Regions from separate parts of the Homo sapiens genome. Here region 1 is linked to region 2. Evidence: read pairs that join two places in POLR2A ChIA-PET (ENCODE). Cell type or tissue: OCI-LY7. All regions are shown on one strand. Links, peaks and the distances in the headings refer to the core of each region. The heading gives the core; the rest is flanking DNA.

Region 1 (7,479 bases), core at 1,788-5,787, 390 kb before region 2:
GCGTGGCGGCGCGTGACTAGGCACTAGGCAGGCTGAGGCAGGAGAATCAGGCAGGGAGGTTGCAGTGAGCCGAGATGGCAGCAGTACAGTCCAGCTTCAGCTCGGCATCAGAGGGAGACCTTGGAAAGAGAGGGAGAGGGAGACTGTGGGGAGGGGGAGGGGGAGGGGGAGGGAGAGGGAGAGGGCAAAGGTAGTTTCAATGGGATTATGAAAATTGGTATATTTTGCAAATGAAAAATAAAATTGTAAGTCCCCCAACCATCTGAATGGATCCTCCTCTCAACCAAGAGCATTCCAAAGTTAACCTGAAAAATTAGTTCAGGCCATGATGGGAAGGGGGAGTTGGACATGCCTCGTTATTCCCTCCTCCCTTTTGGAATTCAGACACAGCTGACCAGCATTAACATTAAAACAGATCTTAAGACTGATAGAACAGGTCAGGTGCAGTGGCTCATGCCTGTAATCCCAGCACTTTGGGAGGCCAAAGTAGGCGGATCACCTGAGGTCAGCAGTTCGAGACCAGCCTGGCCAACATAGCAAAACTCTGTCTCTATTAAAAATACAAAAATTACCTGGGTGCAGTGATGGGTGCCGGTAATCCCAGGTCCTCGGGAGACTGAGGCAGGAGAATCACTTGAACCCAGGAGGCAGAGGTTGCAGTGAGCCGAGATTGCACCAATGCACTCCAGCCTGGGTGACAGAGCAAGACTCCATCTCAAAAAATAAATAAATAAATGTATTTTAAAAAGCTCCCTTGTCCATTCCCATTATATCTTTCCCATTGCGAACACCAACAATTGTTTATGAAGGCTAGAGTCTTTTGTTATAATGTTGGATGCATTAGGCCTCAGGGGCAGGTCTCTGACCTTCCGCTGCCTCCTTTCATCTGCCCCAAGGCAGGACTTGGAGTCTTAAGACTCTCCGATGAGAGGGTCCCACTCTATACCCTGTGGGAAAGAATGCTAATATCATGAAGCTTCCATAAAAACCCAAGATTGACTAGGTCAAGAGAGCTTCCAGATAGCTGAACACGTGGAAGCCAGCAGGAAGGGGAAGAAAAACTGGTCCAGGTGCTGGGAGGGTGGCGCACCCCAACTCCACAGGGCCAGAAGCTCCTGCGCTTGGGCCCCTTCCAGACCTCACCCTATGTATCCCCTCATCTGGCTGGTTATCTGTTTCCTTTAACATAGCTTTCTTAGTAAACCAGTAAATGTAAGTGTTTCTCTGAGTTCTGTGAGCCACTCTAGCAAATTAATCGAATCCAAAGAGGAGGCTGGGGGAACCCCAGCTTGAAGCCAGTCGGTCAGAAGTTCTGGAGGCCCAGACTTGTGACTGGGAGAGTGGAGAAGGAGGGAGCAGTCTTGGGGACTGAACCCTCAACCTGTGGGATCTGGCACTGTCTCTGGGTAGATAGTGTCAGACCTGAATTGGAGGCCACCTGGCTGGTGTCTGCTGGTTGGTGGTAGGGAGAGATGCACACACGTTTGGTTATGTAGCAGGACAAGCCGCAGACAAAACCCCTCAGACACTGAGTTAAAGAAGGAAGGGCTTTATTCGGCCGGGAGCTTCGGCCAGACTCACGTCTCCAACAACCAAGCTCCCCAAGTAAGCAATTCCTGTCCCTCTTAAGGGCTTACAACTCTAAGGGGGTCCGCATGAGAGGGTCATGATGGATTGAGCAAGCAGGGGGTACATGACTGGGGGCTGCATGCACCAGTAATCAGAACGGAACAGAGCAGGACAGGGATTTTCACAGTGCTTTTCCATACAATGTCTGTAATCTATAGATAACATAACTGGTTTAGGTCAGGGGTCCATCTTTAACCAGGCCCAGGGCTCGGCGCCGGGCTGTCTGCCTGTGGATTTCATTTCTGCCTTTGAGTTTGTACTTCTTCTTTCATTGGAGGCAGAAATTGGGCATAAGACAAGATGAGGGGTGGTCTCCTCCCTTAGTCACAGAAGTTTTCTTCTGTGTAGTTGATCATTGTGGTGTGAGAGTAGAGGAAAAACCCAGTGTTAGGAGAGTTTCTCCCTAGACAATCTTTCATCAGTTATATGATTTGCAACTATGTCCTCCCATTCCCTAGGTTGCCTTTTGAGAAACTGTTGATACTATCCTTTGATTTAGAAAAGTTTTTAAATTTGATGAAGTCTTGTCTGTTTTGTTCTTTTGTTGCCTGTGTTTTTGGTTGTCATAGCCAAGAAATGATTGTCAAATCCACTGTCATGAAGCATTTGTCCTATACTTTCTTGCACGTTATGGTTTTATCACTTACATTTAGATATTTGATCAGTTTTAAGAGTTAATTTTTTATTTTTATTTTTTTAGAGACAGAGTCTCACTCTGCCGCCTAGGTTGGAGTGCAGCGATACAATCATAGCTCACTGTAACCTCGAACTCCTGGGCTCAAGGGATCCCATTTTTAAGTTAATCTTTGTATATGATGTAGGTGAGGGCCTCACTTCGTTCTTTGGCACGTGAACATGCAGTTTTCCCAGCCCCATTTGTTGAAAAGTTATCATCCTTTTCCATTCAATGGTCTTGGCAGCTCTGTTCCATTGATCTGTATGTCTGTCTTTATGCTAGTTCCCGCTGTTTTTGATACTGCAGTTTGTAGTAAGTTTTGAAAGCAGGAAGTGTGAGACTTCCAACTTTGGTCTTTTTCAATTGTTTTGGCTTTTCGAGGTCCCTAATATGCCATCACTTTTGCTATATGCTATTTGTTAGACGCTAATCACTAATCCCCACACTCAAGGAGGGGAGATTACCCAAAGGATTTGAATACAGGGAGGCAGAAATTACTGCAAGATATTTTAGGGGCTGCCTACTACAATAGCTAACTTTTTTTTTTTTTTTTGAGATAGAGTCTCACTCTGTCACCCAGCATGGAGTGCAGTGGCGCAATCTCGGCTCACTGCAAGCTCCGCCTCCCAGGTTCACACCATTCTCCTGCCTCAGCCTCCTGAGTAGCTGGGATTACAGGCGCCCGCCACCACGCCCAGCTAATTTGTGTGTGTGTGTGTGTGTGTGTGTGTGTGTGTGTTTTTAGTAGAGACGGGGTTTCACCATGTTAGCCAGGATGGTCTCAATCTCCTGACCTGGTGATCTGCCCACCTTGGCCTCCCAAAGTGCTGGGATTACAGGCGTGAGCCACCGCGCCCAGGCTACAATAGCTAACATTTACTGAGTACTTAATATAGTAAGTCATATGTGTATATACTCGTATAATCTTCACAACAGCCCTGGGAATCAGAAATATTACTATGCCTGATTTGTAACAGAGGAAATTGAGGTTTAAAGAGATTAAACAATTTACCCATGGCCCTCCAGCTGGGATTCAAACCCAGTCTGTCCAACTCCAAAGCTGTGCTTTTAACCCTTACACTGCCTATGCACACATAATTACTTCCATGTCTCAGATGAATGGGAAATGTTGCTGGTTATCATTTAGAGCTTAGCTTGATGATTTGCAAAAGTCTCAGATGACTGCTCATGAGTAGAAGAATAAGCGCTCTCAGCTGAATTTAGTATTAGTCAAATGAATTTGAGAAATCCTATTTTAGTTCAATGCCAACTTGTTATAGAAGTTTGCTACCCACTGTGGAAAAGAAAGGACAAACCCATAAACATACTGAAGAATTTTTCTTCTTGCTGCAATGGAAACTATTTATGTTCTCCAGCTTCTATAAGAAGAAGCTTGGCTCGAAGGAAGCTTCTGGACCTAATTTCATAAGCAGCTGCCTCATAACGTAAAAATCTCTCTCAGACATCTCCTAGAGCTTCTGATTCACGTCACACATGAGAGAACTCGGTGAAAACAAGTTTCCACAGAGCCTCTTCTCCTAAGAAAGTTCTGCTTTCAAATAACTCCATCTGCACCTCCTCCCCAGCCAGATTCTAACACTGGTGAAGAGACAACCTCCTTCTTACCCTGAGGAACGTGTCAGGGAGTGTCTGAATGAGTTATAAAGATTCTCTTCTCCTCTTTTCCCCCTTCTTTTGTGACCACATCTGCAAACTCTGAAGAAAGAACATGTTGGTTTGGGTTTAAAACCCAGAATAGAAAGCTGGCATTAGAAACGTTTCAGGAATGCTGAGAATTTTTAGAGGTGTTCTTTTTTTTATTTTTTGAGACAGAGTTTCGCTCTTGTTGCGTAGGCTGGAGTGCAGTGGCGCAACCTCAGCTCACTGCAACCTCCGCCTTCCAGGTTCAAGTGATTCCCCAGCCTCAGCCTCCTGAGTAGCTGGGATTACAGGCATCCGCCACCAGCCCCAGCTAATATTTTGTATTTTTAGTAGAGATGGGGTTTCACCATGTTGGCCAGGCTGGTCTCGAACTCCTGACCTCAGGTGATCCACCTGCCTCAGCCTCCCAAAGTGCTGGGATTACGGGTATGAGCCACTGCGCCTGGCCTAGAATGTGTTCTTAAAGGTTCTTGTTCTCATTATGTTTTTATGAGCAGGTATAATTGTCTTAGTGTTTCGGCTTAATAGAGGAATCCACTCCATTCAAATATTTTTTTTTTCTGAATCCCAACTCAGTCCTTGGCACTGGATGGGATGCTGTGAGGGTGCAGAGAGGAATAAGACGTGGGGCTTGCCCTTAAGGAGCTTTAACAGGAAGACCCAGAAATAGGAGCAACTATGTCTGCTATAAGGCAGAACAGGCCAGATGCTATCAGGGAGTTGCAAGTAACCATAAACATGTGCCAAACACAGTCTCTACAAAAAAAAAAAAAAAAAAAAAAAAAAAAGCAGGGTATGGTGGCTCAAGCCTGTAGTCCCAGCTACTTGGGAGGCTGAGGTGGGAGGTGGGAGGATCACTTGAGCCCGGGAGGTCGAGGCTGCAGTGAGCTGTGGTTGCGCCACTGCACTCCAGCCTGGGCAACAACCAGAGTGAGAACATATCTCAAAAAAAAGAAAAAGTTTTCGGCCGGGTGCAGTGGCTCACACCTATAATCCCAGCACTCTGGGAGGCTGAGGCAGGTGGATCACCTGAGGTCGGGAGTTCGGAACCAGCTTGACCAACATGGAGAAACCCCATCTCTACTAAAAATACAAAATTAGCCAGGTGTGGTGGCGCACGCCTGTAACCCCAGCTATTCAGGAGCCTGAGGCAGGAGAATCGCTTGAACCCGGGAGGTGGAGGTTGCGGTGAGCCGAGATCGTGCCATTGCACTCCAGCCTGGGTGACAGAGTGAGACTCTATCTCAAATAAATAAATAAAGTTTCCTCCCCTCTGCACATGCACTCCTTTCATTTACAGAAGCCCTTTTCTACACTCTCACAAGCTGTCCTGAGAGTTTCACCCACCCCCGCGGGGACAGCACAGTGTTAAGAGCACAAGCTCTGGAGCAAGGCAGCCTAGTGTTGAATCCCAGCTCTGCCGTGCAGACGATGCATAACTCTGGGCAAGTTACTTAACATCTCTGGGACAGTTTCCCCATTGGGAAAATGAAGATAATATTTCCTGTTGGCCCAGCACAAGTGGCTCATGCCTGTAATCCCAGCACTTTGGGAGGCCAAGTCGGGAGGATCACTTGAGCCCAGGAGTTCAAGACCAGCCTGGGCAACATGGCAAAACCTCATCTCTACAAAAAATACAAAAATTAGCTGGGTGTGGTGGCACACGTCTGTAGTCCCAGCTACTTGGAGGCTGAGGTGGGAGGATCACTTGAGCCCAGGAGGTCTAGGCTGCAGTGAGCAGTGATCGTGCCACTGTACTCCAGGCTGGGTGACAAAGCAAGACCCTGTCTCAAATAATAATAATAATAATAATAATAATAGTAATAATATTCCTTATCTTGTTGGGTGGTTATGCAGATTAAGTGAAGTGGTCAATTTAAAGGGTTTAGTGGTCAGTTCATACAGAGCATTCAATGAATTAGCAGTTGTGACATCTCCATTTCCTAAATGAGAAGGCTGAGGTGTAACTGGTCCAACTGATTTGCCCAGAATTATTCAGCTAGTAAGCAGTAAGGGCAGGGCTTGAGCCCAAGACTTCTGGCTCCAAGTCCAGTGCTCGTTCTGTTGTTTAGCAGCCTGAAAACTATGGGAGTCCAGGACCTGACCCAGGGGCTGGGGAGGAAGAGCAGGAAGTGGGAGGAGTGGAGCTCCAGAGAGGTTTCCTAAGATAACATGGAATGGAGACTTTCTTTGAGCTGCTATATGTGAAAGCCTTCGTCTAAGGATTATTTTCAACAGCAACTCAATTTATTGGGTATCCTACTCAATGTATTAGTGTAATTTCTTTCTTTACATTGAATGTTCAACACCTTTTTTTTTTTTTTTTTGAGATGGAGTCTCACTGTGTCACCTAGGTTGGTGTGCAGTGGCGTGATCTCGGCTCACTGCAACCTCTGTCTTTCGAGTTCAAGCGATTCTCCAGCCTCAGCTTCCTGAGTAGCTGGGATTACAGGTGCACGCCACCCCACGCCCAGCTAATTTTTGTATTTTTAGTAGAGACATGGTTTCGCCATGTTGGCCAGGCTGGTCTCAATCTCCTGACCTCACGTGATCCACCTGCCTGGCCTCCCTGTTGGGATTACAGGTGTGAGCCACTGTGCCCAGCTGAATGTTCAATTTCTTTTGATTGATCCCTCTTCTGTGTTCCCAAACACACTGTACAAATTCTGCTATTGAAGAGTAATTGCCCCAAAATTTAGTGGCTTAAAGCAACAAGAATCATTTCATCATCTTTCAAGGTTTCAGAGGGTCAGGAATTCAGAAAGGGATTGCCTGTGTGGTCTGACTTGGGGTCTCTCATGTGGTTGCTGGTGGTGAATGGTGAACGGAGCTGGATGGGCATAGCTCTGCCTTCATTTACTCTCAGAGCGGGCCAGGCGCAGTGGCTCACGCCTGTAATCCCAGCACTCTGGGAGGCCGAGGCGGGCAGATCACGAGGTCAGGAGATCAAGACCATCCTGGCTAACACGGTGAAACCCCGTCTCTACTGAAAATACAAAAAACTTAGCCGGGCGTGGGTGGCGCGCGTCTGTAGTCCCAGCTACTCGGGAGGCTGAGGCAGGAGAATGGCGTGAACCCGGGAGGCGGAGCTTGCAGTGAGCCCAGATCACGCCACTGCGCTCCAGCCTGGGCAACAGAGTGAGACTCCTTCTCAAAAAAAAAAAAAAAAAATTATCACTCTGACATACTCTACTGGTTGAAATGGTCTCAAACGTCTTCTCAGGTTATCTTTGGAAAATACAACCCACCAGGTATGCTTTTGTGTCTACCTTTCCTGCCAGAACACTCATTCATGCAGTCACTCAGGTACTCATTTGTTCCCTCATCCAACATTTGTTGAGTACCTGTTGCTCTCCAAACACTAAGGCAGGCCCCTTATATAGATTATTTCATCTAATATTCAGGTCAACCCTTTGAAGTAAATGCATAATCCCCGTATTTAACACATGAGGAAGCTAAGGTTCAGAATGGTGCAGTGACTTGCCCAAAGTCATGTGAATGAGTCGAGAACC
Region 2 (7,479 bases), core at 1,817-5,816:
GGGTCCCAGCACTGGCTCGATGCCCTCTTTTGCTGTGCAACCCTGGCCATGTAACTTCACCTCTCTGAGCCCCAGCTTTGTCATTTGTGAAAGGGAGCTAACTGTTCCTACCTCTCAGGGTTATGAGGATTTGACAGACACATGGAAAGTGCCTGGCACTTCGTTGTTGCTCCATAAATGAGAGCTCTCAAAAGTCTGGCTCATTTTTTAGCTCAGTAAAAGCTATCTTTCATAGTCTTTAATAAAATGGGGCTGGCCGGGCGTGGTGGCTCACGCCTGTAATCCCAGCACTTTGGGAGGCTGAGGTGGGTGGATCACGAGGTCAGGAGATCGAGACCATCCTGGATAACATGGTGAAACCCCATCTCTACTAAAAAAAATACAAAAAAATTAGCCGGGTGTGGTGGCAGGCGCCTGTAGTCCCAGCTACTCAGGAAGCTGAAGCAGGAGAATGGCGTGAGCCCAGGAGGCGGAGATTGCAGTGAGCCAAGATCACACCACTGCACTCCAGCCTGGGCGACAGAGTGAGACTCTTGTCTCAAAAAATAATAATAATAATAAATAAAATGGGCTATGGTCTATGTGCCTTACGTAATTAATAGACTTTATTGCTTTTTGATGTATCTGTTAATCCAATAAAGGTGTTTGTCTTCTAACACTATTTTATTTCATATTTTATTCATATTTTACAATGTCTGGGCAAGTCAATGAAGCCCACTGAACCTCAGTTTCCTTATTTCTAAAATGAGAGAAAGAAAAAACCTTCCTCACAAGGTTGTTTGGAGAATTTAACGAGATGGTATATGTGTGTCCAGGAAGTAAGAGATCATTTTTTTTGCAGCCCGTTTTCTCTCACTAGGCTGAATTTCTCAAAGACAGAAGGGAGTTATTTTTATTATTATTATCATTATTTTTAAGACAGGGTCTCTCTCTGTCATCCAGGCTGTAGTGCAGTGACACCATCTCGGCTCACTGCAACCTCCACCAACAGGGCTCAGTCGATCCTCTCATGTCAGCCTCCAGAGTAGCTGGGACTACAGGGAGAGAGTTTTATTGACCTCTGTATCCCCAGCATTGAATATGTAGTAATACATTTAATAATAGCAGTGACAGTGACAACAACTTTCATTTACTTAACACTTACCATGTTCGAGGCTCTGTGCTAAGTGCCTCTTAATAGAAGGACAAGTAATAGACATGTAAACGATTTGATTTTCTCTGCTGATGATTTAAACATGAAGGAATTGTTTTACATTTCCCTTGGGGAAGTTTTGTATTCCATACTGGAGACAAAGTTTATTCTTGGGCCATGTACGTTGTTTCGCCAAATCAGTTGGATAAAAATTAGAGCAATCCTTAGTTTACTTATCTATAAAATGGGGCTAATGATTAACTTGACTCATGTAAAGGTGTCCCATAAATTGGACATAAATGACAATGGTTTTTGCTTACTCCTTCCTTTCCTCCCCACGTACACACACCCTTCCTTGGGGAAAAGGCAGTGACTAGGAAGGATTTGAAACTGAGTGGCAGAGAACTGAGTCCCTTCGCCCTTCTGGGATTCTGTTTCTCCTTGGCATAGCGTGGGAGATTTTTCTGGAATATTTTCCTGATTCTGAGACTCTCGAAGGCCTAACTTAAGTCCTGCCTCCCTCAGAAAAATCTCCCTTAATTGCCACAGCACAGAGTCTACTTACACAAATACCACATGCCCCTGTGATCACATGTTGCATATTCCAACTGGATTTAAGTCCTGGAAGATGGGGTTGTTGTGTTAGTGTTTTGATTTCTGTTTTCCCAAGCTCGCACTTTTCTTTTCTCCCCTCACCTCCCGTTCCCTCCCCTCTTTTCTTTCTGAGACAGGGTCTCAATCTGTCACCCAGGCTGGAGTGCAGTGGTGCAGTCATAGCTTACTGTAGCTTCAAACCCCTGGGCTCAAGAGATCCTCCCACCTCAGCCTCCTAAGTCTGAGACTGCAGGTGCACACCACCATACCCAGCTACTTTAAAAAAAAAAATGTGTAGAGATTGGGAGGTCTTGCTGTGTTACCCAGGCTGGTCTTGAGCTCCTGACCTTGTGATCCTCCTGCCTCAGCCTCCTACAGTGCTTGGATTACAGGTATGAGCCACTGTGCTCGGCCAAGTACTTTTCTTTTCTTTTTTTTTTTTTTTGAGACAGAGTCTTGCTCTGTCACCAGGCTAGACTGCAGTGGCGTGATCTCAGCTCACTCCAACCTCTACCTCCCAGGTTCAAGCAATTCTCCTGCCTCAGCATCCGGAGTAGCTGGGACTATAGGCACCCGCCACCACGCCCAGGAAATTTATTTATTTATTTTTTAAACGGAGTCTCTCTCTGTTGCCTAGGCTGGAGTGTAGTGGCGGAATCTCAACTCACTGCAAGCTCTGCCTCCCGGGTTCACACCATTCTCCTGCCTCAGCCTCCCGAGTAGCTGGGACTACAGGCACCTGCCACCACGCCTGGCTATTTTTTTTTGTATTTTTAGTACAGACGGGATTTCACCGTGTTAGCCAGGATGGTCTCGATCTCCTGACCTTGTGATCTGCCTGCCTTGGCCTCCCAAGGTGCTGGGATTACAGGTGTGAGCCACCACGCCTGGCCATGCCCGGTAATGTTTTTTGTATTTTTAGTTAGGGTTTCACCACATTGGCCAGGCTAGTCTCAAACTCTTGACCTCGTGATCTGCCCACCTCGGTCTCCCAAAGTGCTGGGATTACAGACATGAGCCACCGCGCCTGGCCAGGTACTTCCTTTTCTTTCGAGGCAGGGCGGGTCTCACTATGTTGCCCAAGCGGGTCTTGGATCCAGGACTCAAGGGATCCTCCCACCTCAGCCTCCTGAGTAGCTTTCATCCTTTATAAGCCTTTCAAAGTCTCCAAGTCATAGATGGAGCAGCTGAGACCCAGAAATAAGAAGGGCCTTGTCTAAGGCCACAGAGTGGGTACAGAGCCAGTCCCACATCCCAGGACCCCATCAACCCACCTGAGCTTAGGAACTCTCTGAGCATTTTCTTGGCACTAGGCTTTGTGCTTATTGCTTCCTCACACCAATTTTATAAAGTGGGTGTTGTCCCACTTTCGCGATAAGGACACGGGGACTCAGGAAGGTAAAATAACTTGCCCAAGTCACACAGCTAGCAAGGGACAGAATCATGACATGACTATCTGACTCCAAAATGCATGCTTTTTAAATACCTGGAGGCCTCTGCAGTTTGGCTGTTTTGGAGCCTCAGATTTGCTTGAGTGGCTCAGCGGACAGCCTCTCTTGAGTTGCTGTAGCAGTAGTGTTGTACCCCAAAGCAAGCAGTCGGTTACCAAGGCTGATCCCTGTGCCCAACTCCCTCTGTCCCAGCAGCTGGGGTCCAGGGGTTCACAGAGCAGGCACTCATGGTCCCTGCTCTAGAAATGATCTGCGTGGCATGCCGCCCCATCCCCAAAGCCCATTGTCTCCCCAGGAGACAATATGGAGAAAGGACCCAGCCTAGTGGGCTGCCTGTATCCATCTGTAACCATGGAAACCCCTTAGGGAGACAATTCCAAAATCCTCCTTGCCACCTCCCACCTTGCAGCTGTGGCTCCAGGAGCCCAGCCTCCAGCAGGAGAGGAATTACTGATAATTGCTGCTCCCCCAGCACTGCCACCACCAAATGGGACACAGCTGGGCCTCCCTCCACAGGGATCTCCCCCACCCTCCCAGTCCTAGAATTGGTGTTGGTAAAGGGGCCTTAGATGGGTTTTAAGGCCTAAGCTGTATTTCTTTTGCAAGAGTCAAAAGATCCTTGTAGTTCCGTACTGGTGAGATCTGTCCTTGATCCCACATTTGGGCACAGAGATAAAAGGGCCCAGCACAATTCTTAACCGTTGAATGGTCAACCAGTCACCTGGGAAGGGCTTAGGTCTTCAGTGCATGACTCCCCTCTGGCGGCCAGTTGCTGCAATTGTCAGAGAGGAACAAAAATGATGACCTCTTTTCCTGGGTATTTACTGTGATCCAGATACACACACATATTAGATCTAATCCTTACTACCTCTTGGTGAGGGGGGTGTCGTCCTACTTGCACATGCTAAAGCCAAGGTGTCCAGAGAATATCCAGAGGAAGGATGACAAAGTGGTTGAGAGGGTGTACCTGGACAGCCCTGGCTCAAAACCACCTCTACTGTCACCAGCCCTGTGGCCTTGGGTAAGTTACGTAAATGCTCAGAGTCTCAGTTTCTTCATCTATAAAATGGGGGTGATGATATTACACATCTCATGGGGATGATATGAGGATCATATGCGTGGAAGTTTATGAGCCTTCAGAAAGGTGACCCACACATAGTAAATAAAATTCAGGGCCCTGACACACAAGCTGTCCTTCAGGCATAATCATCGAACTACTCCTGGGCTCAGTTCCTTCATCTGTTCTGTGGGGCTAATGGTGGCTTCCTCATAGGGCTGTTGTGATAATTAAGCAGATCGGGCATGAATGTGCTTGCTTTGCAACTATTAGCTTTTTTTTTTTTTTTTTTAGACAGGGTTTCCCTCTGTCATCCAGGCTGGAATGCAGTGACACAATCACAGCTCATTGCAGCCATGACCTCCTGGGCTCAAGAGATCCTCCAGTCTCAGCCTCTTGAGGAGCTGTGACTACAGGCATATACCACTACGCCCAGCTAATTTTTAAATATTTTTGTAAAGACAGAGTCTCGCCAGGTAGCCTAGACTGGCCTTGAACTCCTGGACTCAAGCCATCCTCCCGCCTTGGCCTCTCAAAGTGCAGGGATTATAGGAGTGAGCCACTGTGCCCGACTTCTTAGCATCACTTTTGATCTGCTTGTTTGGGGAGGAATAATCACAGGGGTGGGGCAGTGTATAGGGCAGGGCGTGGGGGAGAGCAGTGGGCGGGGAGGTGGGTTAGAAAGTGAATTATAGGCTAGGTATGGTGGCTCACTCTTGTAATCCCAGCATTTTGGGAGGCTGAGGTGGGAGGATTGCTTGAATATAGGAGTTCAAGACCAGCCTGGGCAACATAGCAAGACTCTTATCTCTAAAAAAAGAGAAATAAAGGAAAGAGAGAGAATAGGGAGAGATGGAGGGGAGGGAGTGGGAGGAAAAAAGTGAGTTGTGCCTCTCTTCATGAGCCTGGAGGAGGTACGTGAGAATTCTGGCTCCTGTGACTACCTCTTTGGCCTCATAAGGCCCCCAACTCACCATTTCCCCCCAAGCAGAGTTACAGAGGGACTCTGACAGTGGCCAGAGACTTTCTTGGAAAGTCTCTTGGAAGGGGATTGTGAGTGATCTTGCACCTATTCCAAAAAACCTTTCATTGGCCAGGCCGCATGGCTCACGCCTGTAATCCCAGCACTTTGGAAGGCCGAGGCAGGCGGATCACCTGAGGTCAGGAGTTGGAGACCAGCCTGGCCAATGTGGTGAAACTGTCTCTACTAAAAATACAAATTAGCCAGGCGCAGTGGCTCATGCCTGTAATCCCAGCACTTTGGGAGGCCGAGGTGGGCAGATCACCTGAGATTGGGAGTTTGAGACCAGCCTGACCAACATGGAGAAACCCCATCTCTACTAAAAATACAAAATTAGCCAGGTGTGGTGGTGCGTGACTGTAATCCCAGCTACTCGGGAGGCTGCAGCAGGAGAATCACTTGAACCTGTGGGAGGCGGAGGTTGCAGTGAGCCAAGATTGGGCCACTGCATTCCAGTGGGCGACAGAGCAAGACTCCATCTCAAAACAAACAAACAAACCTTTTGTTGAGTTTAGTTCAATAAGCAATTCTTGTGCTTGTACTCTGCAGTGGGTACTATGCTGGATATTGGGGTGTGAAAATTAAAAAGACAAGGAGAAGCTTAAATCTGGGGGTGGGGTGGGGAGGAAGAACATTAAAACAACTGTAATTACAATTGCAAAACGATTATAGAGGGCCGGTGTGGTTGCTCACCCCTGTGATCCCAGCGCCTTGGGAGGCCAAGGCAGATCACTTGATTCCAGTTCAAGACCAGTCTGGGCAACATGGTGAAACCCCTTCTCTACAAAAACAAACAAACGGGCCGGGCGCGGTGTCTCACGCCTGTAATCCCAGCACTTTGGGAGGCTGAGGCGGGCAGATCACGAGTCAGGAGATCGAGACCATCCTGGCTAACACGGTGAAACCCCGTCTCTACTAAAAATACAAAAAATTAGCTGGGCATGGTGGCGGGCACCTGTAGTTCCAGCTACTCGGGAGGCTGAGGCAGGAGAATGGCGTGAACCTGGGAGGCGGAGCTTGCAGTGAGCTGAGATCGCGCCACTGAACTCAAGCCTGGGTGACAGAGCAAGACTCCGCCTCAAACAAACATACAAACAAAAACAATGATAGATTGAGATTCCTAACAAGAGGTGGGGTGCAGGGCTCAGGGTCAGCTTCCAAAAGATGGCTGGCATAATCTACCACCACCCCAACTGTGGCCAACACCAAAACCACCTCGATTTCAAAACTGAATGTCTTGCTTATTTCAAAAGAGATCTGGGCTGGGTGTGGTGGCTCACGCCTGTAATCTCAGCATGTTGGGAGGTTGAGGCAGGTGGATCACTTAAGGTCAGGAGTTCAAGACCAGCCTGGCCAACATGGTGAAACCCTGTTTCTACTAAAAAGAAAGAAAAAAAAAAAACCACAAAAATTAGCTGGGCGTGGCGGTGGATGCCTGTAGTCCCAGCTACTCGGGAGGCTGAAGCACGAGAATTGCTTGAACCCAGCAGGTGGAGGTTGCAGTGAGCCAAGATCACTCCACTGCATTCCAGCCTGGGGGACAGAGCGAGACCCTGTCTCAAAAAAAAAAAAAAAAAAAAGTTCTGGCCGGGCACGGTGGCTCACGCCTGTAATCCCAGCACTTCAGGAGGCCGAGGCGGGTGGATCATTTGAGGTCAGGAGTTCGAGACCAGCCTGGCTAACACGGTGAAACCCCGTCACTACTAAAAAATACAAAAAAAAAAAATTAGCCAGGCGTGGTGGCAGGCACCTGTAGTCCCAGCTACTCGGGAGGCTGAGGCAGGAGAATGGCGTGAACCCGGGAGGCAGAGCTTGCATCGAGCTGGGATTGCGCCACTGCACTCCAGCCTGGGCTGCAGAGTGAGACTCCATCTCAAAAAAAAAAAAGAGTTCTGAGTCATTTTTCAATGTTAGCAATTGAGCTGGCTTCATTTTTTTTTTTTTTTTTTTGAGACAGAGTCTCGCTCTGTCGCCCAGGCTGGAGTGCAGTGGCACGATCTCGGCTCACTGCAAGCTCCGCCTCCCGGGTTCACGCCATTCTCCTGCCTCAGCCTCCTGAGTAGTTGGGACTACATGCGCCCGCTACCACGCCCAGCTAATTTTTTGTAATTTTAGTAGAGACGGGGTTTCACCATGTTAGCCAGGATGGTCTCCATCTCCTGACCTCGTGATCCGCCCGCCTTGGCCTCCCAAAGTGCTAGGATTACAGGCATGTGAGCTGGAT

Evidence for each region. ChIA-PET counts read pairs that join two places held together with the same protein. Peaks named below come from ENCODE experiments on the same cell type or tissue, not always from the same donor. Only the 100,000 strongest peaks of a DNase experiment are listed, where the experiment ranks them.
Region 1: POLR2A ChIA-PET joins it to region 2 with 5 read pairs; 1 of 35 experiments calls an interaction of 5 or more read pairs at or near these places.

The regions. Positions count from the first base shown.
Region 1 is chr1:23,927,663-23,935,141 of GRCh38, reverse strand. MIR378F (microRNA 378f) reads right to left here and starts at 6,072; the gene lies at 5,995-6,072. In OCI-LY7, for the core only: no CTCF peak of the experiment used is centred there; DNase peaks (open chromatin) are centred at 3,491, 3,801 and 4,661; H3K4me3 peaks cover 1,620 bases; H3K27ac peaks cover 3,012 bases.
Region 2 is chr1:23,541,338-23,548,816 of GRCh38, reverse strand. The region is part of intron 1 of LOC124903876 (a long non-coding RNA gene); the gene reads right to left. It overlaps LOC105376859 (a long non-coding RNA gene), which reads left to right. Exons shown (of 5, transcript NR_188656.1): 5 at 1-323. Among named protein-coding and RNA genes, the nearest start is that of E2F2, 14 kb to the right of the region's middle. RefSeq lists an enhancer at 3,785-4,079. In OCI-LY7, for the core only: CTCF peaks have their summits at 3,736 and 3,945 (motif pointing left); DNase peaks (open chromatin) are centred at 1,960 and 3,916; H3K27ac peaks cover 2,651 bases.